Regions from separate parts of the Homo sapiens genome. Here all the other regions are linked to region 1. A link is a loop called in an ENCODE intact Hi-C map of the cell type or tissue named here. Cell type or tissue: heart left ventricle. All regions are shown on one strand.

Evidence for each region. Peaks named below come from ENCODE experiments on the same cell type or tissue, not always from the same donor. Only the 100,000 strongest peaks of a DNase experiment are listed, where the experiment ranks them.
Region 2: it touches region 1 in a loop (2.1-fold over the local background); 9 of 110 quality-filtered maps call a loop at or near these places.
Region 3: it touches region 1 in a loop (2.2-fold over the local background); 11 of 110 quality-filtered maps call a loop at or near these places.

The regions. Positions count from the first base shown.
Region 1 is chr4:41,641,198-41,649,197 of GRCh38, reverse strand. LIMCH1 (LIM and calponin homology domains 1) reads right to left here. Exons shown (of 32, transcript NM_001330672.2): 15 at 4,572-4,698; 16 at 2,918-3,075; 17 at 2,305-2,713. Among named protein-coding and RNA genes, the nearest start is that of LIMCH1-AS1, 48 kb to the left of the region's middle. In heart left ventricle, CTCF peaks have their summits at 4,553 and 4,761 (motif pointing right); a DNase peak (open chromatin) is centred at 4,797; H3K4me3 peaks cover 427 bases; H3K27ac peaks cover 591 bases.
Region 2 is chr4:41,431,589-41,439,588 of GRCh38, reverse strand. It overlaps a transcript of LIMCH1 not described here. Among named protein-coding and RNA genes, the nearest start is that of LIMCH1, 100 kb to the left of the region's middle. RefSeq lists enhancers at 5,596-6,299, 6,300-7,002. In heart left ventricle, no CTCF peak of the experiment used is centred here; no DNase peak of the experiment used is centred here; H3K4me3 peaks cover 695 bases; H3K27ac peaks cover 7,998 bases.
Region 3 is chr4:41,520,971-41,528,970 of GRCh38, reverse strand. It overlaps a transcript of LIMCH1 not described here. Among named protein-coding and RNA genes, the nearest start is that of LIMCH1, 13 kb to the left of the region's middle. RefSeq lists an enhancer at 3,329-3,928. In heart left ventricle, no CTCF peak of the experiment used is centred here; no DNase peak of the experiment used is centred here.

The DNA.
Region 1 (8,000 bases):
GAACTCCTGGTCTCAAGTGATCTGCCTGCCTCGGCCTCCCAAAGTGCTGGCATTACAGGTGTGAGCCACCTCGCCCAGCCTCATTAGGCCTTTTAAAATCTTTTAAAAGAAATAATGGAAGGCTGGATATTAGTTATAGTTTATTTACCTTAAGCCACTGGTCTTTTTACTCTATTATTTGTTACCCATAAAAAGAAATTTAAATCACAACTCAGCACACACACACACACATAAATATAACTGAAACAGAAGTTGCCCCAAGCAATTTTGCCTTCATTGTGTGACACACTATGTTTTTTTATTATATTCTATTCTAGTTCTTTTTTTTTTATATTGGCTTCAAACCACTAAACTGATTTTATAACCTAGCAACGGGTGGTAACTTTCAGTTTGAAAAACACTGCCTTAAACTATTTCTCTTGATCTTCCTTTATTCTTAATTCTGTTGTACTGGAAAAACAACGGGGCCTGTATTCCCTGCCCTGCCCTCCAAGAAGACACACACACACACACACACACACACACACACACACACACACCCCTACCCCTTAGCTTCTGTCCTGGCATTATTAGCTGGTAACAACGGTCTGATTTGCATGTTACTTTGACCTTTGACCAAAGTTGCTGTCCATGCACTCAGTAATGGAACTGTAGGCCATCAGTAGAAATACTAGCCAGTGAGGCCTACAATGAGGCAGGGGACCCCCACTAGTGAGTGATGAGGAGTAATCTCCAGCTCTAAGAGGGCCTCTGCTCAAATTCTCTAATAACCCCCTCCATGGAAGTGCTTCCTGAGGCCGCCATACCACCTTGCTCCACTTTGCCGCCATGGTGAAGAACAGAGTTTTCTCAGAGCTGAAGTTCTGCCATAAAATCATTTATGCTAATCCTTCTGTTTAAACGATCACTTTGCACTATTTAGATAAAGGAGGGAAAGTGGACATCTAGAATGTTTGGTCAGATGCCTTGGAAATCCAGTTAAATAAATGTATTCTCTATCCTATTCTGGGCCACCTCAACATAGAATCTTCCTTCAGGAAATACCATAGCCATTCATTATCATAGGCCCTAGGTGAAGGAAAGCTTCTGAAACACTTAGGTGGACCACTGAGCACACATGAGCATGTGTGTGTCTATCTGTGTGTGTGTGAGTCCATATGATTAGTAGCTCATCTTCTCAGGAAAAATTCACTTATTTATTTAAGGAGCACTTGCTGAGTGCCTACTCTGTCCTGGGCACCTGTGCCAGGCTCTCAGGATGAAGCCATGAATGACAGAGACATGGCCCCTGCCCTTATAAGGGGACAAACAGCTCAATGTGATCCAGATGAGACAGTCTGGACATTTTTGTTCTATCAAAGCCTAAGATAGAGATTTTTGAGATACATTCAGAGTTATTTCAGCAAAAGTCAGAAAGTGTGGTTTTGTTCTCTTTGAAATACAGCAAGGAAGCTACGTGGCATCACACTGCTCAATCAGTTACGAAAACTTTTCTATCTAATGGTCACATCTCCAAGTGATGCATTCCACCTCTGTTTATTACAAACTCATTGAGTGCAAGGACAAGGGGAACTGATTTTTCTTTACAAGTCAAAAGAACTTAAGACAAAGGATGAGTGCTTCCTCCTGATATAAGAGAAAGTACTTGAATTTGAGGAAGCGAAAAGATGTTTGGTTTCCACAAGTTCTTCAGTCTGGAACACTATTTTACACACTCATTAGCAAAACAACCCAGTTTCTTTCCACTTGTTTAAAAAACCTGTCTCATTTGAGGACCAAGTATGTCCCATGTTCCCATGTGTTCCTTGTATTTTTATCAATTGTAAAATCTTTTTGGATGCTACAATGTCAAATGGATGCTGAATGCCAATTTCTTCCTAAAAGAGAGGTAGCTGCATATACTTCTATTTGAACCAAAAGCAAATAAAATTTTGTTTTGAGGAGTCTGCCATACCTCCTGATACCTAGAAATACTAGGGTATTACTAAATTAGGGTTTTTACCACTAGTACAGAGAAATCATGCCATTATATCAAACTAGAAAATAGACCTTGCTCATGGAGACGACTCCACTATCAGTCTTATAGGAGTCCATCTGTATTAACAACAGCAATTGAGGGAAACAGCTGTCCCTGAAGCATTTACAAACCAAATCTCCAGAGACCTATGACTTTCACAGCTGTAAATGTCAACACATTTTTCTTTTGTATGGTAAAAAGAATGACATTTTCTTGAGTCATGATGCTTCTTTCCATCCACTCCCTGGAGTTCAGCTTTGGTTCTACTCTTAAGGAACTTGTCCTACCTTAAAGGTCTTCAGAACATCTTGAGAATTTTTGGGCTGGGAGTAAGGCTTGGGTGTCAGCATAGGCACTGCTTTGGGAGTGACAGTTTTGCTTGGAGACCCACTGCCTGCTGACATGCTGGTATCCAGAACACTGGCACGAGCAATGGTGGTTTCAACAGTGGCAGTGAATTTGGGTGGAGGCAGTGACTGTTGCCGCAGGTATTTCATGGGATTGGGGTCATTCAGGAAGGAGGATAAATTTGGCTCTGTTGAATGGCTTCTTTCCAGAATTTTTGGCATCTCCAAGCGTTCGAGAACAGCCTCACTGATGGTGAACCTCTCAATGTACTGTTGAAGGATCCCCTCTGCCTCCTCCTGGGACCGAGCGTTCTTATATGCTTCATGCAGCTCTCTCTCTCTCCGCTCTCTAAAGGACATGGGAGAAGCAATAACAAAGTCAACTAATGAAAATTGCAAAGAAGACCTTGGTAGAAACGAAGGTAGCACTGAAGAGATAGTACAGGGAATATAAAATGTTACTATCAGAACCTTTGTGACAGCCAATAATTTTTAGAAAAAAAAAACACCTAGATAATATTGTACATTAAAAACGACAACAGAAAGAACTCACTTTTCTTGAACAATTTCTCTGTAGGTTTTGATGCTTTTCCTTCGTTCACTTGTCCCATCTTCTCCAGCCAGTAACTTCTCCATTTTTTTCCTTTCTTCCTCTTTCTTGATTAAGTCCTGAGAAACACTTCTTCTACGACTCTTCCAACGAGCCAGGTCCTGGCAGGGAAAGAAAGATATAATATTCTTCTTCAGACTTGTGCATAATTCCATTTCTATTCTTCAGAGTTTAGTCATTTCTACTCTTTAGAGAACTGACTATGGGCCCAGGCACTATAACATCGTGTGCATTCCCACACAATCCAATGTAAGTCTGGTTGGAACTGGAATGCCTCAAAGGCAGAAACATCCAGATATTATCTACAGTATCCATAGCAGGGCTGCACATTTATTTAAATATGGCAGTGTGAAATATGCAATCACATTTCATGTCAGTTGCCAAATTTCAGAGAATTGCCTCACAAGGTAACTGTAAGAAACTTCATTCCTTCCTATTTATAACCTCTGCATTGTGAACAGATTTGCTGACAATAGAATAGTAGGGATTCATTTACAGTTTCCACATGGAAGGCAGTCAAGGCAGAAAAAAAACTGTTTTGGAGTCTTTAGATCTGGTGATTCTATATGTATTAATTCATCTGATCCTTACAACAACCTCACCACAATCCTACAGGTAGTTATAGCATAATGATGAAGAGTGAGGATTCTGGAGGCAGATGGTTGGGGTTGCAGCTGTGGGAAATAATCCCAGCTCTGTCTTTTCCATGCTTTGGAATCTCAGGCATGTTTCTTAGTCTCCCTGTGCCTCCATTTCCTCCTCTCTAAAATGATGATAATAGCACCTATTCTTACAAGCTTGCAGGGTTAAATGTGAAAATAGACGTAAGGTGCCAGGCACATAGTAAGTGCTCAAGATACTTTAGACATAATTGTTACTATATTTTATGAACTTTGGAGAAGTTAACTTTTTAAACTAAAGGTGGAGTCAAGTTTGCAATAGCTACCTCCAGAGTGCTTTGTGAGAATTAAATGAAATAATCCACTCTCCCTCCTCTCTCCCCGCTTTGGCTCTCAGCACACAATCTCAAAGCCCTCATCAGCCTCTTTAGCCTTCCTTCCCTGGTTCTAATCCTGGCTCCCCCACTCGCTAGCTATGTGACGTTCAGCAAGTGACAGCTGTGCTGGGATTCGTCTGTGGAATCGAGGACAATAAGAGTTGCTAGTTCATTGAGTTACTAAGAGGATTAAATGAATGCATGCAAAGTACTTAGAACAATGCCTGGTACTGGTACACATTTGATGTTGGTCATTGTTATCGTTACTACCATCATCATCATGATCAATTTGAAATATATAACCTCAGAAGATAGTGCAGCCTCAATTCTACAACCCATCCCAGTTTCCTGCCTCCCCTCCCCTCTTTTGTGACCAAGCTTCTGGCCAGGGTGTTTGCTGATTACATGTCTGGGCCATCACTCCATACCTTCACGCTGCTACTCACCTTCCTTTGAGTCCCACATTTACCGTGTCACCTTTTGAAACCCTCTAGGGGCTCCCTTTCCCCGCATGGCTTTCAAGTCCACGTCTACCCACCCGGCTGGATTTTCTGCTGCCAGAAGCCTCCCCGCTGCCCGCGCGCCTTGGCCACAACTCACATCTTGCCATTTGTCGTCCTCTTCCCTCAGCTGGTTATTTATCAGCTGCAGCTGCTCCTGGCGGGCCCTGCTGTGCGGCTGCACCGCGGCCTCCTCCTCACACCGCATGTCAAACATGCTGGTGCTCCTGAGTGTGGAGAGAGCGAACACAAGAGGGACCGCGATCAGCGCCCGTCGCGTCTCCGCGCGCCTGGGCGTCCTGCCGCGTGGGGGCGCTACCGGGCTTGGAAAACTGCCCCCTTCCCGGGCTGCGCACAGCGCGTGACTGGCGGTGTGTTCTGGCCCTGGGCGGGCGGTGGGCGTGCTGGCACCCCACCGCCTCCTTTTGCCGCAAACGCCAAAATGTGACCGTCTTTGTCTTCAGTGATGTCACTGAATCGGGTCAATATCATTTTATATGTAGGTGCCAAAATAGGTTTAAAGAAGAGCTAGAAAAATGGTATTTGAAGCCCCAGGCTCCTCTCACTTGGAAATGCATTTAAAAAATAAAATTAAGATAATTAAAAGGTATAACCTGGGTAGAATTTGTGGGGAAAGAGGGCGGTGTTCCATGAAGTAAAACTGTATTACGTTAAATGCTTCTTTGTGTAGAAAGCTGGCTTAAAGGCTTCCTATGTGAATGGAGGCAATTTCTCCATTTCCAAAAAAATATCATTTGGCCTTAAGTTTAAGACACTCACTTTTTCTTATTTTATTTTATTGAATTTTAGATGCATCTGACAACTATGGATGGCTGATGTATATGTTCATTGTAATCATTTCTTTTTATTTCTTGTAAAACTGCTGTAATTGATAGTGCAGTTGATGGCATCTTGGAATCAAGAAAACAAGGCATTTTATAACAAGAGTAAGGAGTAAAACACATAAATTAGGTATATATTTTGTATTCTAATATGCACACAGTCATTTAATTTTTGTCAGGATAACTCTGAATATCTCTTTTAAAAGAAAAATGCAAGGGAAATCAGTCTTTAAAAAACTCTTAGACTGTGCATACATATAATTTATATGTTTTATAGGAGCTTATTAAATGTTGTGCAAGACCATAGGGCCTTTTTTGTGATGCTTACATAAACCTTTGTTACAGCAAAAGCTGAAGCAGCAAGATGAAAACAGAAATAGAAACCAAAGCAAAATCCTCCTCCTTTTATTTTTCTTTCAAAGAAATGACTCACTTTGGGACAAGTGGGCTATGGAGCCCAAAATTCAAGACATAGAGGGCTCTTAAAAGCTCACTGTTAAGTGCTAGCAACAAAATATGGTGACAGTCCATTTTTGAAACCAGCCTAACACAAAGAAAAAAAAAACTACCATGCACTTAGACACCAAAGAATTCCAGACATCATCAATGATGTCCAAAATTGTTACTCCCATGGCCAGACAATGAACAGCAGCAGCATCGCCGAATGCAAAGGGCTCCCTAGCAGGCAGCTGTCTGGAAGATGACCCCCAAAGCAATGGCTGCCCACCTTCCCTTCAATCCACTCAAAAGGAATGTGTATAAATGTGTGAGTGCCTCTCTCTGCTCTCCAGATGTTGGACAATTTAAGTCTAAGAGAACTAAACTGAAAAACTGTACTTGTAACCTGTCTTCCCCAAGAGTATTCTAATAATCTGGCTGCACAGAAGGACTCTTAGCTGAGGTTTCTATTAGCATGGATATGACAAGCCATTGCATAATGCTGCCTCCATGTATTCAGTGGAGAATGTTGATTTCAGCAGCTGTGGCTTCTAGAAAAAATAAGCTGGGCCAGGTGTGGTGGCTCACGCCTGTAATCCCAGCACTCTGGGAGGCCAAGGTGGGCAGATCACTTGAGGTCAGGAATTCAAGACCAGCCTGGCCAACATGGTGAAACCCCTTCTCTACTAAAAATACAAAAAAAAAAAAAGAAAAAAGAAAAAAAATTAGGCATGCTAGCACACGCCTATAGTCCCAGCTACTAGGGAGGTTGAGGCAGGAGGATGGCTTGAACCTGGGAGGCAGAAGTTGCAGTGAGCTGAGATTACATCACTGCACTCCAGCCTGGGTGACAGAGCGAGACTCTATCTCAAAAAAATAAAATAAAATAAAGAATGAAAGAAAAGAAAAAGAAAGAAACTGTAGTCCTCGATAGAGGAGAAGGGCTGTGATTTTTCATCTATTTTAGACTATTGATTAATGGTATCTAAGAAAGATTAAGAAATTTGCAGGATTAGGTAGAAAAGTCTAACCCATGCTTTTAAACTTCATGGATCAAAATTCACTTAAGCAGGCCTTCCAGAAAGACACAAAAATTCGTCCCATTCTTCCTCTCACAGTTTAAAAAAAAAAAATCTTACTTTTAAAATATTCAATCTAGTCAGTTCATCTTTTAAGGTGATTTATAATCTTTGCTAAGATCTTAGAAGACTTAAACCTCTCTGAGCTGGGACCCTCTTACCATCCCACTAAGTAGTTTGTAGATTATGGGAGAGAAAAGAGGTCCCTTCATTCAACTCTGCCATCTATAATATCTACAGGTCAGAATTTTGGTTTAGGCCACTATGGGTGGCCATAGATCCAGGTTTTCTTCTGGGACCCCAAGAAGAAAATGGCAGCCTTCTCCAGGATCTGGGATTTGATTATCTCACCCAATGGGCATGGAGAAAATGAGAGCAGACCTTAAGAATTACCTTTGTCTGTCCTGCGTTCCCATCTCTACTCCCACTGTGAAGCTCTAACTAGCTCAGCCCAAATGTGGCCAGAAGCCAGTTAGTTAAATAAAAGGAGAAACTCGTTTGCCCTTTCATGTACCAGGAAGTACATGGTTGAACATCCCTAATCCAAAAATCTGAAATCTGAAATGCTCCAAACTCCAAAACTCTTTGAATGCTGACATGACCCCACAAGTGGAGAATTCCACACCTGACCTTGTGTGATGGGGTGCAGCCAAAACTTTGTTTCATGCACAAAATTATTTAAACTATTGTATAAAATCACCTCCAGTCTATATGTATAAGGTATATATGGAACATAAATGAATTTCATGTTTAGACTTGGGTTCCATCCTCAAGATACTTCACTATGTATATGCAAATATTCCAAAATCTAAAAAAGTTCAAAATCTGAAACACTTCTCATTCCAAACATTTTCTATAAGGCAGGCTCAACCTGTATGATTTTTTTTCTCAAGATTTTTTTTTTTTAAGAAATATCAGCAAACTGGCCAAAAAAGAAATAACAAACCTATGAGTGATATATTTATGCCATTTTCAAAAAAAAATTAAGAAGTTGAGAATTGATAATACTAGAAAGAAAATGGGCTGAGTTGTCATTCAGAACATGTTCCCTAGTTCAGGTTAGACTTGGCCTCCCAAATGAAGAGGTGTGTGTCTGGGGATGGGGGTTGGCGGATATGGGATCCTGGAGATGGCCAGCTTCCAGAATATTAATGTGACTTGGACTAATCC
Region 2 (8,000 bases), 210 kb after region 1:
TTAATGAGACAGGGTCTTGCTCTGTCATCCAGGCTGCAGTGCAATGGCACAATCACAACTCACTGCAGCCTTGACCTCCAGGGCTCACACAATCCTCCAACTTCAGCTTCCTGAGCTGGGACAACAGGCACACACCACCACACCCAGCTAATTCCTGTATTTTTTATAGAGATGGGGGTTTCACCATGTTGCCCAGGCTGGTCTCAAACTCCTGGGCTCAAGCGATCCATGCACCTTGGCCTTCCAAAGTGGGATTACAGGCATGAGCCACGGCGCTGGCCTGCCCTCCCCTTTTTGAGCCCCTTTCTACCAGGCAAATTGTGCTTGTTGTAGGTATTAGAAATCACTTGGTGTTTTTCCTATAGTGGACACTGCAATTATGTCCCCATCTGACTTCAGAACAAAAATCTGCATGTACTGAATCAGAACATGACTTGCTGGAATTCAAGTTTGTCCTGGAGAGAATAAGAAAACCACACCATCTGCACGCTGAAGGGTACATCTTCCACATATTCTATTCCTAGCCTCCCAACTGCACTCCCAATGCTTCTCTTTAGTCAAAGGAGTCTGGCTTTTCCCTGACAGATGCTCCCCTCACCCTTAAACCAAAGCAGCATTATTTCAAGCATGATCTGTGAATTGATCACTGCTGGTCCATGGCATTGTACATTACAGGATTGATAATCCACATTTACAGCAGTCTGGCCATCGCCACCACATCCAAGCCATGTGATGGCAGGACTCATCTTGCTGAGCAAGATGTAAATCTGTTTAGGTGTTGGCCAACTGGCCTGGGCGAGGTGCATGTGATGCAAGCAGCATGCTGATCCTGTGCAGTCAGCCCTGTATTACAGCGGATTGGAAATTTAAAAAACAAAAGCAAAACAAAAAAAAAAAATAGTCCTTCACTGCAGAAGTTTGAAAAGCTCTGTAATAAAAAGGCACAAGCCAGCCAGGCGCAGTGGCTCACGCTGGTAATCCCAGCACTTTGGGAGGCCGAGGCGGGTAGATCGCTTGAGGCCAGGAGTTCAAGATCAGCCTGGCCAACACAGTGAAACCCTGTCTCTACTAAAAATACAAAAATTAGCCAGGTGTCGTGGCGGGAGGCTGAGGCAGGAGAATTGCTTGAACCTGGGAAATGGAGGCTGCAGTGAGCCGAGATTATGTCCAGCCTGGGCAACAGAGCAAGACTCTGTCTCAAAAAAAAAAAAAGAAAAGAAAAGAAAAATTAAAAGGCACAAGCACTGTAATCAGACAGGACCAGGTATGAGTCTTTGCTCCACTACTCACCTGACGATGTGGCCTGAACAAGTTCCTTTACTTCTCTGAACCTCCATTCTCTCATCTTTGCAGATATGGATGATGGAGGGTACATCTCTGTTCAATGAGCAGCTTCCTCATGCCATGAAATGGGCAATTTTAATATCTGTTCAATATGAGGGTCAATCACACACTTGAATATGCTTTGGATGTGGTTTGTTCCACAGCTATGTAGAAAAAAAAAGGTAGCTGATTGGGGAAAACAGCTATCCTGCAATAAAACAATGAATGCCCCCAGCACTTTCTCATATTCCAGGTAGAAGATATTTTAGTAACAAATTCAGTGCATCATGGAATGGATATGGATATGATAATCCAGTGGTCACTGCAGGGTCCAGACTTAAACCACATGTGACAATTTACTTTGGGCCATTGTGAAAGCAAAAAATTCTCAACTGCATCCAACAACAGCTAAAGACCTAAGAACAGTTTTTGGGAACTGCTTTAATGACTTACAGTCATAAACAAACCAAAAGAAAAAAAACAAAAAAGAAGATGCCCAGGAGAAGAAGAGGGAAAAAATTGAATTTACATGAAACAGAGAGGTAAACACAGATAACTTCAACTAGCAGGCATAGGGCCCTCCTGGCCACTCTGTAAATGAAAAACAAAAACCTTTTCTCATTATTTTGAAGTCCACCTACAACACACCAAGCACAGTATCTAGCAAAAGCAGACAGCAAATAAAAGTTCCCTTTGGATCCTTCCCATGCTACGTATGCCTGTAAAATTGTGCTTTAATTCTTTCCTCTTTAAGTTAATTCCACTACAGTTTCCTTTCTATCTGTTACAAATGCCATCTGGGTGGAAGCCTAATGATATGTCAGTGTCACCACTTACAATGGTTCAGAAATCTTTCTCACTCTCAATCAGCAACAGTCCCCAAGGACTGCTGGCTAAAAACAGGAAAGCCCAGTAATGCCAAGGCTGATTTATAACATCAGCATCAAGCTCCAGCTCAGGCTCCTTGCACACTTCTGGCTCCTGTTTCACTAGTTGAGTGAGAGGTCACTTGGGTCACGTAGGACCTTACAAGGTTTCTGGGGAGAATAATAGTTTTTCTGTATCCCTTCCTTACAAAAGGCAGCCGATCAGCACTACTGTCTAGACATGCAAAGATATTTTTCATGGACACAAATAGGTTGGTGTTTTGTTTTGTTTTGTTTAAGTGAGAAAGGGATTTACTTTTATTTTAAAGCATGCACACAGCTACAGTAGGCCTTCTGGAAAGCCTTCTTAAAAGAAGATTTGTGTGTCAAGCTCACATTCAGAAATAACAAAGAGTGCAATGAAAGGGATCTGAGGTCCGTGACAGTATTTGACATATTACCTAGGAGACATTGGAGATGGCTTTCATTTTCAGATTCAAGGATTCACCTTTCACACAGGAAATGCAAAAGACCAGACAAAAACCATGTGTTTTTACCCTAATTTTCTGCTTTATATCTCCTTCGCAAATTTTTTTTTTCAACCAGCTCCATACTTCCAATATATACCCAGACGCTGACAAAATCCTAGTTTCCCATCCTCCACAAGGACTGAAACACACACGAAGGCTCCTTGGGAAGGACCAAAGAGTACACACAGAAATTTGGAAATTTCTGCATTCTGTCTCCAGTCCTGACAGCATCTGTCACACAGATTGCCCTGGTGCCATTATTTTAATCACTTTACATGCTGCTTCTACAATCCCGATGATAAAATGGAAAAGTTGTTTTGTTGGAACTTGTGCTGCAAATAGCACAATGACAATGTCAGGAAAAAATCTCTCACAGCATTAACTGGCTCACAAAGATTATTCTTAATACAAGCTGTCCCCAACATATGGACATTATTTTTTAATGCCCCAGACCCATGAGCAGACCCTAAGTAAGTCTGCAACCCCAGACCCTTCGGTGGGGGCAACTGCTCACTTTTCTAAGTCAGAAAAGCTCAAGGAGAGGTAAACTGGAGGTATACTCATGTTCAGACAAATGTCATGCCATCTCTACACAGGCGGAGAAGTGCGAACAGTGAATAGTTGTGGAGTCCAGGTACCTAGATCTAGGCAAGGAGACAGCTCAAACCACCACCACAATCACCTCCAAAGAGGGAACAAGAATTCCTGGCCTCCTAATTTACAACCCAGAATGTATTTTTTTAATAGAAAAACAAGGTTTAAAGAGATTTTCTTATGGCTCTATGAGCTTTATTAGAACTAAACTTTACAAAAGTAATAAATGAATTGAAAAGTGCCTGTATCATTGAAAGTGGAACAAATATGGTACACTGGTTATTTCTTGAGAAGCTGAGTGAAGTCTTCAAAATAAGGAGGGGACAATTTGAGTCACGTAGTGGCAACTGTTTTATTATTTCTATTATAGGAATCATCATGTCAATAAGTTGCTACAATATAGGACTTCAGAAATAAGATTTTTGAGATACCGAAAGCTTACTCTGTATATAAACTTCTACTTAATACATTTTTATATGAGACCCTGATCTTGCATGATGTTCCCAGACAGTGTCTCTGCAGCTTAGATTAATCCTGCTCAATCATTAACCATTCAACCTGGGCAAAGTTACTGAACTTCACTCCTTACCCCTCAATGTTCTTGCTCATCAAATAGTCAGAAATAATATCTTACTAGGAAAATGAATGGGAGAAAAAATAAAATAGAACTCTATTAGCTTTATTCTGCACTCAAATGAGCAAAGAAATTGTAGCTTCAATGTTTCTAAGTGACTGGTTTAGGACAAGAAGGGTGTATTAGTTTCCTGTGGCTGCTCTAACAAGTTACCACATTAAGTTTAGTGGCTTAAAACCATACAAATTGACTCTTACAGTTCTAGGGGTAGGAAATTTAATGTCCAGATGTTGGCAGGGCTGCCTTCCTTCTGGAGGCTTCGGCACGGGGAACAGGAGGCTTTCCATGCCCTTTCCAGCTTCTAGAGGCCACCTGTTTTCCTTTGCTCATGGTCCCTTCTTCATCGTCGAAATGCATCACTCCAATACCTGGTTCCATCATCATCTCTCCGTTTTCTGTTTCTGATATCCAGTCTCCCTCTTATAAGGACTTCTGTGGTAACATAGGGTCCACTGGGATAACATTGGATAATCTCCTCTTTTTCTGCTTCTGATGTCCAGTCCCCCTCTTATGAGGACTTTTGTGATAACATAGGGTCCACTGAGATAACCTAGGATAATCTCCCCATCTCAGGATCCTTGATTTAACCATATCTGCAAAGTCTCATTTTCCATATAAGATAATATAGCCAGAGGCTCTAAGGATTAAGATATTAACATCCATAGGAAGACTTTATTCAGACTATTGGAAAAAGGGAGACCCAACTGTAGAAAAGTCTGGCAAATATTTACTCCTATGCAATAAATTAAACAGTTCCTTTAGGTTCAGTCTTTTTAGACACCATGCTCAGTCACTCAGATTTCTGTTCATCAAGACAGTATCCAGGGCTGGGTATGGTGGCTCACGCCTGTAATCCCAGCACTTTGGGAGGCCAAGACTGGCGGATCATCTGAGGTCAGGAGTCCAAGACCAGCCTGGCCAACATAGCAAAACCCTGGCTCTACTAAAAATACAAAAGTTAGCCGGGCATGGGGGTGGGCACCTGTAATCCCAGCTACTCAGGAGGCTGAGGCAGGAGAATCTCCTGAACTTGGGAGGTGGAGGTGGCAGTGAGCCAAGATCACACCCCTGCACTCCAGCCTGGGTGACAAAGCAAGACTGTCTCAGGAAAAAAATACCCCAAAAACCAACTGTAACCAGGTGTATGGGGAGAGGGAAGAGTGTCTCCATTATGGTGATGTGAGAGATGGAGAATGCAAATCACATGTTGTCCTCTACATCCTAGCTGCCCTCTGCTGCAAAGCAGCTAGTCTGGGTTGCTGCCTGGCCTGGTGACCATGGGAGTGAAACCGGCTAGCTCTACAACCCTAGATATTCCATGGACATCTGTAGCTGATGTCTACAGCTGGTGGCCAGGGCCTTAGAGTGCCACTGGCTGGCCTCCAGTGGTGCCACAGCCAGCTCTGGGTCCATTCTCCACCCAGTTCCTAGCCTAAGCCCACTGCCTCTTAACTCAGCTGCCTTCTGAGACCTCCCTTGGAAGAATTCCAGAACATCTGGCTCCTTCTGCCATCACACAGGAGCTGAGAGAGCCTTGGTGAGTGCCCTGGGGCCCCTTCCACCTGACCTCACCATTTTGTCCTCTTATGTCACTTGGAAGTGTACCCCTTTTAAGCTGGCATGAAGTTACTCACATAGCAGTGTCTGTCCAGAACCCTAAAAAGAAAGTGGGACAAAACTCTCCTCCGCCCTTGGTGTTCCCACCAGCTAAGACGAGCCCCTCTGCCCTCAGTCCTCCCTCTACTTGTACAATTTGGGCCATCAATTCGTTTCCTCCTATAGGGACATGCCACTCCACCCTTCCAGAAATGGGGTCTATTTCCCCGACTTCCCTCAAATCTGGACTGACTCTAGGGCTTCCTTTGACCAACAGGATATGGTGGAAGTAACATGCTGCCACTTTCAAGCTTGGCCTTAAGAAGACTGACAGCTTTATAATTTAAAAGTTTAAAAAAAAAAAAAAAAGAAGACTAACAGCTTCTGCTTTCTTTTCCTTGAAGGCCAGCTACCTGAGGAAGTCCAACTACCCTGAAACCACCATGCTATGAGGGCGCCCAAACCTGCCAGGTAGAAAGGCCACGTGGAGAAGCACTGAGGTACCAGACATGTGAGAAAAGATGTCTTGGACCTTCCAGCCCAGCCCCGGCACCAACTGAACACAGGGACCAGCCAACACCCCATGGAACAGAATTGAACTAGTCAACTCATGGAATCTTAAGAAACAATAAATTGTTGTTATTTTAAGCCACTAAGTTTGGAGTCATTTCTTATACAGCAATAGGTAATTAAAGCAATCAGAAAAATAAAAAACAAACCATATATACATTCAAGTGTTTCCCCCCCAAAACTGGAATCACAGTGACACAGCACAGCAGTAAGACAGACGCAAAACGACTAGAGTAAGCAGCCATTTCAAAAGAATGCCCGCTCATTTGCAAGGGTTTTGTTGTGCTTTGTTTTTTCACTAAATGCCCTCCCTCATTTAATTCATCTGTAGCCAAAGAACCACTTGCACTACTTTTTTCCTTCTCCAATTAGCATGCAAGGATTTCCCTCATGTTAAGAGAATGTGATATGCAAAGTCACTGGACCACTGTCTTGCATAACAAACCAAAGTCTTTTGACATCAGTGAGAAAATTCCTCAAGAATGCAAAGAACATAATGCCGATTGTTAAGTGTGAAATTCCAGGGTATTAACCCTTTGAGAGATGCTGTCTTGTTCAGTTTTATTTTGGGTTGATCAAAAGGACCGTGAAACTAGATTGGAACATTATGCACCAGACTCCACTGCCTACTTGAAAAAGAATTATACTTGGAACTTGATCTTTTTAAGATCTCCCATATGTCCTGTATTTTAACAATCAGGTTTTAAAACAGGAAGGATCGTTGCCATTGAAAAATGGTGTCCAGCCAAGTAAGCCTCATAATTCAAAGTAAAAATCTCAAACTATAGCTGTCATTCAGGCCTTAATGTTTACCTTAGGAAATGTTTTTAAATGAAAAATTGATGGCAAAGCTTTGCCCAAATGATGCTATTCCCAACAAGGATAGAGACCCATGGATTTACTTGCTAGGACAATTTATTGAGAAAGTTGTCAGGGATGAGAAAAATGAGAGAATAATTCAGACAGGAAGGTACAGCCTATTTGTTTTTCTAGCTTCTATCTTTACCCTTACTTCTCAGTACTAACCCTCCTGTTAGGGATGCAGATCAGGGGCCACCTGTCCACAGAATCTGACGTTATACGTAAAGAGTTACACAAAGGACAGGCTTCCAGGTCTCTAAAGTTCTCTGTTAGGAATCAAGAGCAGCAACACACTCATATTTTAAAGTCATCCAGAAAAGAAGTTTAGACTGTACAAAAAGTCAACAATACACCCTGTTATTTTTAGCTGCCACAATTAATCCACTCAGACAGTGTTCACACAACACGCATCAGCCAGCAATATAACCTCCCTATTTTAAACCCAAATTTATCTGTACTATAGAGCTGAGTGGGGAAAAACAGCAATTTTGAAATCAAACAATCACGGATTTAAATTCCAGTGCTAATCTTACTAAGTATACTGCCTTGGACAAATTATTTAACATCCTAGCCTAAATTTCTTCACCTGCAATGTGCAAGTAATAGTCATAGCTGCCTTACAGAGTGGAGAGAAGATTAATTATGATTTCATAGAAAAAAGAAAACTTCAATTAGGAACTAGGCACAGAATCATTATTCAATTGGTGTTAGTCATTATTATTAAAATTATCAAAGTTTTTGTTTTCTTCTCCTATAGTATGAACACCAATCCCCTCAGCCCTTAATCATCCATTGCTGGCTGAAGTAATCACCCAAAACTCATAATAGCACAAGAAAAGATTTATAACTTAAAAAGTGTAGAGGATTCAGTCTATATGTAATGTAACAGATGATGGGTGAGGGAAAATGTGAGTAGAGAAGAAAACATACACATATCATAATAAAATAAGATCTTTGCGAAGTCAACTGTGACTCCAAGAGAATGCAGTCTGTATTTATTTTCTTGGAAAGTTAATGGAAAACTAA
Region 3 (8,000 bases), 120 kb after region 1:
ATGCAGACCCGGATTCAGGGTCTTTGCATTCTTGCCAGGAAATGATTTTCAACTACTTTGTTTTAACACCTTCACCCCTGAATTCTTTGTAACCACAGCTTAACTCAGGGGCTAAAATACACCTATTCATGCCTTTGTAAATCTACATATGTTTATAATTTGATATTGCTATGTGAAAACACACTTTTTTATTTATCTTCAAGTCAAGCAGCTGGGCCATCTTAATGGATTGGCTTCTCAACACTAGCCCATTAAGACACACGGGCATGGCTTCCAGGCATAGAAAACCCTCTGGCCACACTTCTCAGATCTCTATGGCCCCTGCTACTATGGACTTCTTGATCAACAGACGGTCAGTGGCCTGTCAACCCCTGACAAAGTGAAAAAACCAACCTGATGTATTCAGAAGTATTTCAGGGATTTTTCTATCTGCCCTTTCCTGACTGTCATGAATATTTGGAAGAAGAAAATATTGTTTGAAAAATACCCTCACACAAAGGCTGCATCTCTACTAACAAGATGATCTCTGCCATCTTCAAACCCATTAATTATTTGAGGTTTCCTATGTCTCCCCTGAAAATAAGAGAATTAATGTATTTTAATCCTCAACTTTTTATATTGAAAAATTTCAAACCTACCAAAAGGTTGCAAGAATAGTACCATGACCCCCGTACGCCCTTTATCTAGAGACAGTATTTTGCCACATTTCCACCCTTCCTCCCTTTCTTCCTCTCTCCCTTCCTTCCTTCCTTTCCTTCCTTCTTATCTCTATGTGTATATGAAATTATATATTATGTACCCAGACTTTTTTGCTAAACATATTGAGGATTGGTTGTATACATGACATTTCATTTCAAAATACTCCAGCATATATATTTGCCATCTAAGATCAATAGTATTCTCCTATATACACAAAGATAGCTATCGCATACAGGAAATCCAACACTGAGAGAATACTATTATCTAATACTCAATTTATATTCAAATTTCCCTAATTGTCTCAATAATGTCTATTATAGTTGCGTTTTCCCAACTAAGGATCATGCACTGTATGAGGCTGTCATATTTCCTTAGTCATCTTTAATCTACGACAGTTTTCCAGCCTTTTGGGGATGGGGCAGTTTTTTTTTTTTTTTTTTTTTTTTTTTGAGACGGAGTCTCGCTCTGTCGCCCAGGCTGGAGTGCAGTGGCGCAATCTTGGCTCACTGCAAGCTCCGCCTCCCGGGTTCACGCCATTCTCCTGCCTCAGCCTCCTGAGTAGCTGGGACTACAGGCGCCCACCACCGCGCCTGGCTAATTTTTTGTATTTTTAGTAGAGACGGAGTTTTACCGTGGTCGCAATCTCCTGACATCGTGATCCGCCCGCCTCGGCCTCCCAAAGTGCTGGGATTACAGGCGTGAGCCACCACCACGCCCGGCCGAGGACGGGGCAGTATTTTTAATGACGCTGACAGTGGTGAAGAGGACAGGCCAGCTGTTTTGCAGTATGTCCCTTAATGTGGATTTGTCGTATTGTTTCCTGAGAACTGCTGTGATTTCTTAGTGCATCACCAGGACATCTAACATCATTTGGACCCATTATAGATATCGGTAAGTTTGATCATGGCCAACTACTTAAAGACATAGTGTCTTGACATGAATACGAAACCACTTGCAGGCCTTTAATTTCAAACTGTTAACCATAGTTATTCAAAATCTTACTTTCCAAAATATATTTCAGAACAGAGCTACTTTTATCTCTCTCGAGTATTAACTCATTTTCTCCTATACCAGGGGATATTCTCTGTATTCTATAATAAAAGATCATAATGGACTATAAATACTAAAGGTTTCACAAAGGAGGCTGTTTTGCATTAGATCTTTAGTTTTATTTAATTTATTTTATTTTTTAACTTAAAAGATGTGTTAGTCTGTGTTAGATCTTGATGGACAAATATAATTTTGTCAAGAAGAGCAGGAGGAAAGTATTCAATGAATAACACATATCACAAGAAAAGGCACCATTCATGGGAGTGAAGAGTGTTTGCAGAACTGTGAGTCAACTATTATAGTCCAGGCAAGAGATGAGGATGGCCTGCTCTGGGGCAGTGGCCAAGGAAATGCAGACAAGTAGACAAATGGGAAAATTCTTTGATAGCTGAACTGGTGCAACTGCATGTCTATGATGCCTTCACTTACATTGGGAAATAGGTGCACAGGACTGGTGATGCAAGTCCCATTTGAATATGTTAAGTTTGAGGTGCCAGTAGGATACCGAGATGAAACTGTCCAATAGACAGAACACGAGGTCTGGAGTTCAGGAGAGAGTACTTGATGAGAAATGCTGCTTTGGGTCAATATCATGGAGAGCTGAAGTCATGGACACAGTCAAGAATATGAGCATAGAGAGGGAGGCACAGGCATGACGCGAGAACCGTGGAAGTACATGAACATAACAGGGGGTTGCGGGATGGCGATCTGTTTCCCACCAGGGCCACAAGTGCTCTGGTTTTTGTGGAAATGTTGATCTCAAGGCAACTGGAGCAAAGGAAAAGAGTTTGACCAGGTTTGTAGATTCAGGAGTCACTAGTGAATGGGTTAGTAGGTGACTTTACTTAAGAAAGTATTTTTTTGGACTAAAGATGATAAATTAGTTAAGAAAATATAAATGATACAGGGTGACGGTAAGCAGGGGAGGTGTTCATTGAAAGGGGCAAAAAAAAAAAAAAAGCGATAGCAAGGACAAAGTGAAAAGGAAATCCAAATGAAAAAAGAAAGTAGAGGAATACTAGTCAAGAACATAAATAGAAGGAAAGAAGATGAGGTCACCTTGTCTTCTTGTATCAAGTTGCCCAAATGCTCCAAGACAGAGGCAATATGTGAGAAACAACATTTGATCCATGATAGGAAATAATATAAAGACAAATGCATGTGCCCCTAACAGTTAATTTTACTAAAATTATTTATGATTTCCATTTTAAATTGAGGTTTTGAAAGCCTTTTCTCTTTAGCTACTGGACTGGGAGTGACTTGTTTCTCCTCATCTGGATTTTCCTGGGGCCTTCCTTAGTTTTATGCTGCAAATTTTGCTTCTATAACATTAAACCCCAGAGCTCCAGGGTCCAGAGTTGCCATAGGCTTAGGGACAAACAGATGTTCATCAGGATCATTAAGACCTTGGCTTTAACATTTGGAAGAGGTGAATTTACTAAATGTTTTAAAATAATTGATATATGTATACACTGATATATAATACTTATATATTATTTATTTTATAGAACTATTCAAATATATTCCTTCCAAATATATGTATCTATCTCGATATTAACTAACTTATTTGGTTACATGATTCTGAAGAACAAAATTAGAAAGATTTTTAACGACTAATCACCAGCTCACTACCAACCAATATGGGGAATAAAATGCATCCACAGAAATAGCAGTTCTTAAAGAAAACATCTATTTCATTCAACTTGCTGAAACCATGTACCTTCCCACAAGGACCCCCCACAATTCTCAAACACAATTGGTTTTTTGTCACATCTAATTTCAATTAGTCATCGTGATATGGCTAAGAAGCTTTTTAACAACAATCAGTAAGGTCTACGTAGGATCCTGCTTAAATTCTTGACATTCTTCTCATTGCTTTCTGCAAAACTACATGCGCAGAAGGCGATCACAATGGAAACAATCAGTGAGTCATTACCGAGCTACATACTTCCTCTGCTCTGTGTGTGTGTGTGCGCGCGCGTGTGCACGCACACACACATATGCCAATTCCTTCCAAAACTAAGATTTGATTGTCTTCCTCATCTTCTACTTCTTTCCTTTTTCTACACAAAGGCAACATCGATGAAGCAATTAAAAAATTAGTTGCCAAGAATTATAAGACATATCAACGCATGAAAAAAATATTCTGCTTCTAACCACATATGAACATGTAAGTTTTAGATTTTATGTGGATAGGTTCAGAAGGGCAAGGATTCTGCTTAAACAGTTCTCCAGATGACGTTAGACCACCTTAGTGCCCCAGTATGTCTTCAGGATAGTTGGCCTACAATTGTGGTATTTCAACCCAAGTAGATTATAATATTGAAAGCAGCAATTTATTATAAAACGACTGTTTTCTCTTAAAATTCTCTTTCTCTCTACCTCCCCTACCCTCCATTCTAGGGGAATGCAGTGATGAACTGAAATGAGAAAACGTAATTAAAATCACATTCCTCCCCCAAGGGTCAACCTAATTATCAGCCTCTCACACCAAAACAAATTTAGCTCTTTGAGAATGAAGGTCCTTATCACTCATGGAAAAAACACAAACAAAGATTAACATGCCATTTAGGCATGACTGCAATCTTTCATTTTAAGTGACCTCTTCGTTTAATGGATTCAATGCGTTCTCATTCAAGTGGAATATATATTGCAGGAGAGAACTGTAATAAATGGTGCTGTCATGACCCCTAGGTTAGAGCAAAGGAATATTGGAAAATAAATCTCAATTCCACGTACTCACCAGTCCTGCAATGGGGGTAGGCAATCTATTGATCTTTTTAACAAGTCCTGGCTTTATAGCATTCAGCAACCTGTCATGAAAAAGGCAGAATGTCAAGTGAGACATAAAGCAAGATGGATCACACAAATCACCTTTATCCGGGGCTACAGCTAAATTGCTGGATAGGAAAAGCAGTGAATTTAAAGCATATAGTAAATCTCAATAATCTATCAGCCTTCATGCATATAAGTGAAGAGCTTTGCCAACATCAAGTTGGTCCACGGCAGGTGAAGTTTTAGAATTTAGAAATGTTGAGAGATGAGAAAAGGTAGAGACTGAGGAGGGCTTCAAGGAAAAGGACAAGGGGGAGAGCTGGATTGAGGTTGTGAGGGAATTATCTGGAACTGGAACCAGGTATTACAACTCAGGTAAGGCTTGTTGCCAATTTTCCTGGCTAAGACATGGATCTCTCCAGGGATGCACTAAATTCAAAGACCAGTTTCTATCTTTACAAATGATTCGCCAAGACACATTCTAAGTCAGACCCTACTTGCTCTTTGAGAAGAGTGGCTTTTTCAATGTGGTTGAGTTTCACTTTAAAAAGGGAAGAATGTGTTTAATAAGAGGTTAGCCAATCATATTCTGAAGATTTTAAACAAGGCTAACCAAGAGTCCCTAGGTACAAAAGATATTTGAGCAAAAGATTTTCAGCTAAAGATTGAAATTATATAACAATGGTTACACAAGCAAGGGAATGCAAGAGAAACAACTATCATTGCCTGTTTTCAGGACATAAAAACCCAGAGTGAAGAGAAACAAGGAAAGCAACTTATAAAATTAAAATATGGTTAGCATCGGGGTAATTGGGTAAAGTGTAGTATTTGCAAAGTAGGTTATTCATAAATAAGTGATTGAAGGTAAGGGGCTGTAGAATGTAGAATGTTATTTCCACGTTCGGGAATCAGGCAATTAGGTAACTTAGAATACTGTGCAAAGAGAAACTTAGGGTAGGAGTGTATCATAATTGAGAGGTCAACAAACTACAATCCATGAGCCAAATCTGGTCCAACACCTGTACTTATAAATAAAGTCTTACTGGAACAGGAATATAACCATCCTCATTCATTTACATATTGTCTATGGCTACTTTTGTGCTACAACTGCAGAGTTGAGTAGTTACAATGGAGACCTGAGGGGCCACAAAGCATAAAATCTTTACTATTTGATGCTTTATGGAAAAAGTTTGCTGACCTCTGTTAAAATTCATGCAATCCAAGGTTATAACAAATTATAAAGAACCTGTGCTTGCCAGATTTCTACAGATCAGTAACAAAAATTTTTCAAATGGTTTAATAGTCTTGAATTTAGACTATCTTTGACTTTGATACCACCATATATTCATATGTTGAGAAATGTCCCTACAGTGATTGTGACAGACAGGATATTCCATTTTTGCATGCAAGATTAATTGGCTGTTCTCGGTAATTTTCACTGCAATTCCAACATGCTGCTACCAAGAGGCGGTACTCAGAGTGCACAAGTGCTGTTTTGCCCACGGAGAGCCAAGCTGGCTGCTCTTTTCATGAATGCACTTATTTTTTAACCATAAATTTAACCTTTTAAAAATGCTTCTTTATAACTTATTTTGGACTTATTGGTTTTACCAGTTGGAAGGCAATTTATTCACTCTTCTCATTTTATAGTTCAGAAAATTGAGGCCTGGTGAAGTCTGAATTGAAGTCTGAGTGACTTCCCCAGAGCTGGTTAGTAGCACACTCAGGCCCAGAACCCAAATTTCTTAGATCAATGCATTCTCTCAGGTGGTGTAAATATCCCAAATCTTCTGGTTTAAAATACACAGATAGATATGATATCTCCAAAGCCACATTTTTAAATGTACAAAATTCTTTTTCTCGCTACTTTTGCTTTTCTCAGATACATTACTTTTCTTAGTAGTTTTTAACAGTGTCATTTTAAACTGAATTTTAAGATAATATTTTTGTACAGTTGTTGACAACTCAAAAGCATCAAAAGGATATACAGTAAAATATCTCACTGTCACCTTTGTACCACAGGACTCCAGCCTACTCTCTGAAGGCAACCTGAAAGACTTTCCAGAGGAGAATTTATAAAAAATATATAGAATTTAAAAATATATATGTGTAGCATATAGTACACACTGTCCTACACCTTGTTTTTTCACTTAACAATATATTTTGGAGGTTGAACAATTTACCTTGGAGACCCCTCATCCATACATATGGAGCTATGCCCTTTTCAATAGCTGTGGACCACTGATGACTGCAGAGCTGACAGATCAACCACTCTGTCTAATAGTTTTAGATTTTTCTAATAAGATGAAATACCATTGCTACCAGACAGACTGAGATCTGAGCTTTGTTGTTAATTAGGCAAAGTAGAAAAAATAACAAAATGTCCTACCCCAAAATTCATTATTTTAAAATTATCTTTTAAAGAGGTATGCTTTTTGTCCTCTATATCTAAGAACTATATTAATATTTTTAGCAATCACGGCCTCAAAACTCCTCTTTTATATATATTGAGATTTTTAAGCTGTTTTTAATATTTCATGGTATTCATCCTTTGTAAAAATTACACTTATATGGCAGAATCTTCCCTATCACATAAAGGGAAGATTGGAAAAAATCAATCTATCAATCAACTGACATATAACACTAGGCCTTACTTAAAAGTAGCAGAAACTATGATTTCTCTCACAATGTTTTACCATAAATTAAAAAATAAAAAGCCATAATGTTCACTTTCAAGACTAAGACAGCTGTATTTTTTTTCAGGTAAACACTGCTCCAATCCAGTGTTCTGTTTATAATACTCAACAATAAAAGATAACATTGAATTCACATTGTTGAAATGCCCAACACCTGCTTATCTTGTATTTTGTGTTAAATCAAGGACATTTTTTGTGTGAGAGATTTTTTGAGTAAGAGTCAAGGATATTCACTTGCAATTTTATTAAAAACCACTATGCCATCCTATATAAGTTAAGATATAAATATTTTCAGTAAATACTTATTGATGACATGCTTTGAAGTGATTATGCTGATGATATGTTATATTTATATAACTTCTGAGGTGCATTATTTCCCAAAAGTCCTGCCCTGTAGAGATAGGTCATGTATGTGTCCCACCATTTTTGTAGAAGAAAAAATGAACCCCAAACAGATATGAAGATTTCCCAGAGACATGCACAGCTAATCTGAAGCACAGCTGGGACAGTTTTCACCTCTTAGGCCATTTTATTTCACAGTTTGGTGCTTTAGAAAGTCCAACCTCAGTATGTGTCATCAAAGCATAATTCGAGACAAAACACAAAAATCAAAAACCCAAACAAATACGACCTAAATACAATGAGATAATATCAACACCAGGTGGGAATAAAAGGAAAATGGAAGAGAGTGTCTGTTGGTGAAGTATAAGACACATAGGATCCAAGTTCCACCTACAGATGATCTGCAACCTCATCCAGAGGAAAGGAGGCTGTCATCCA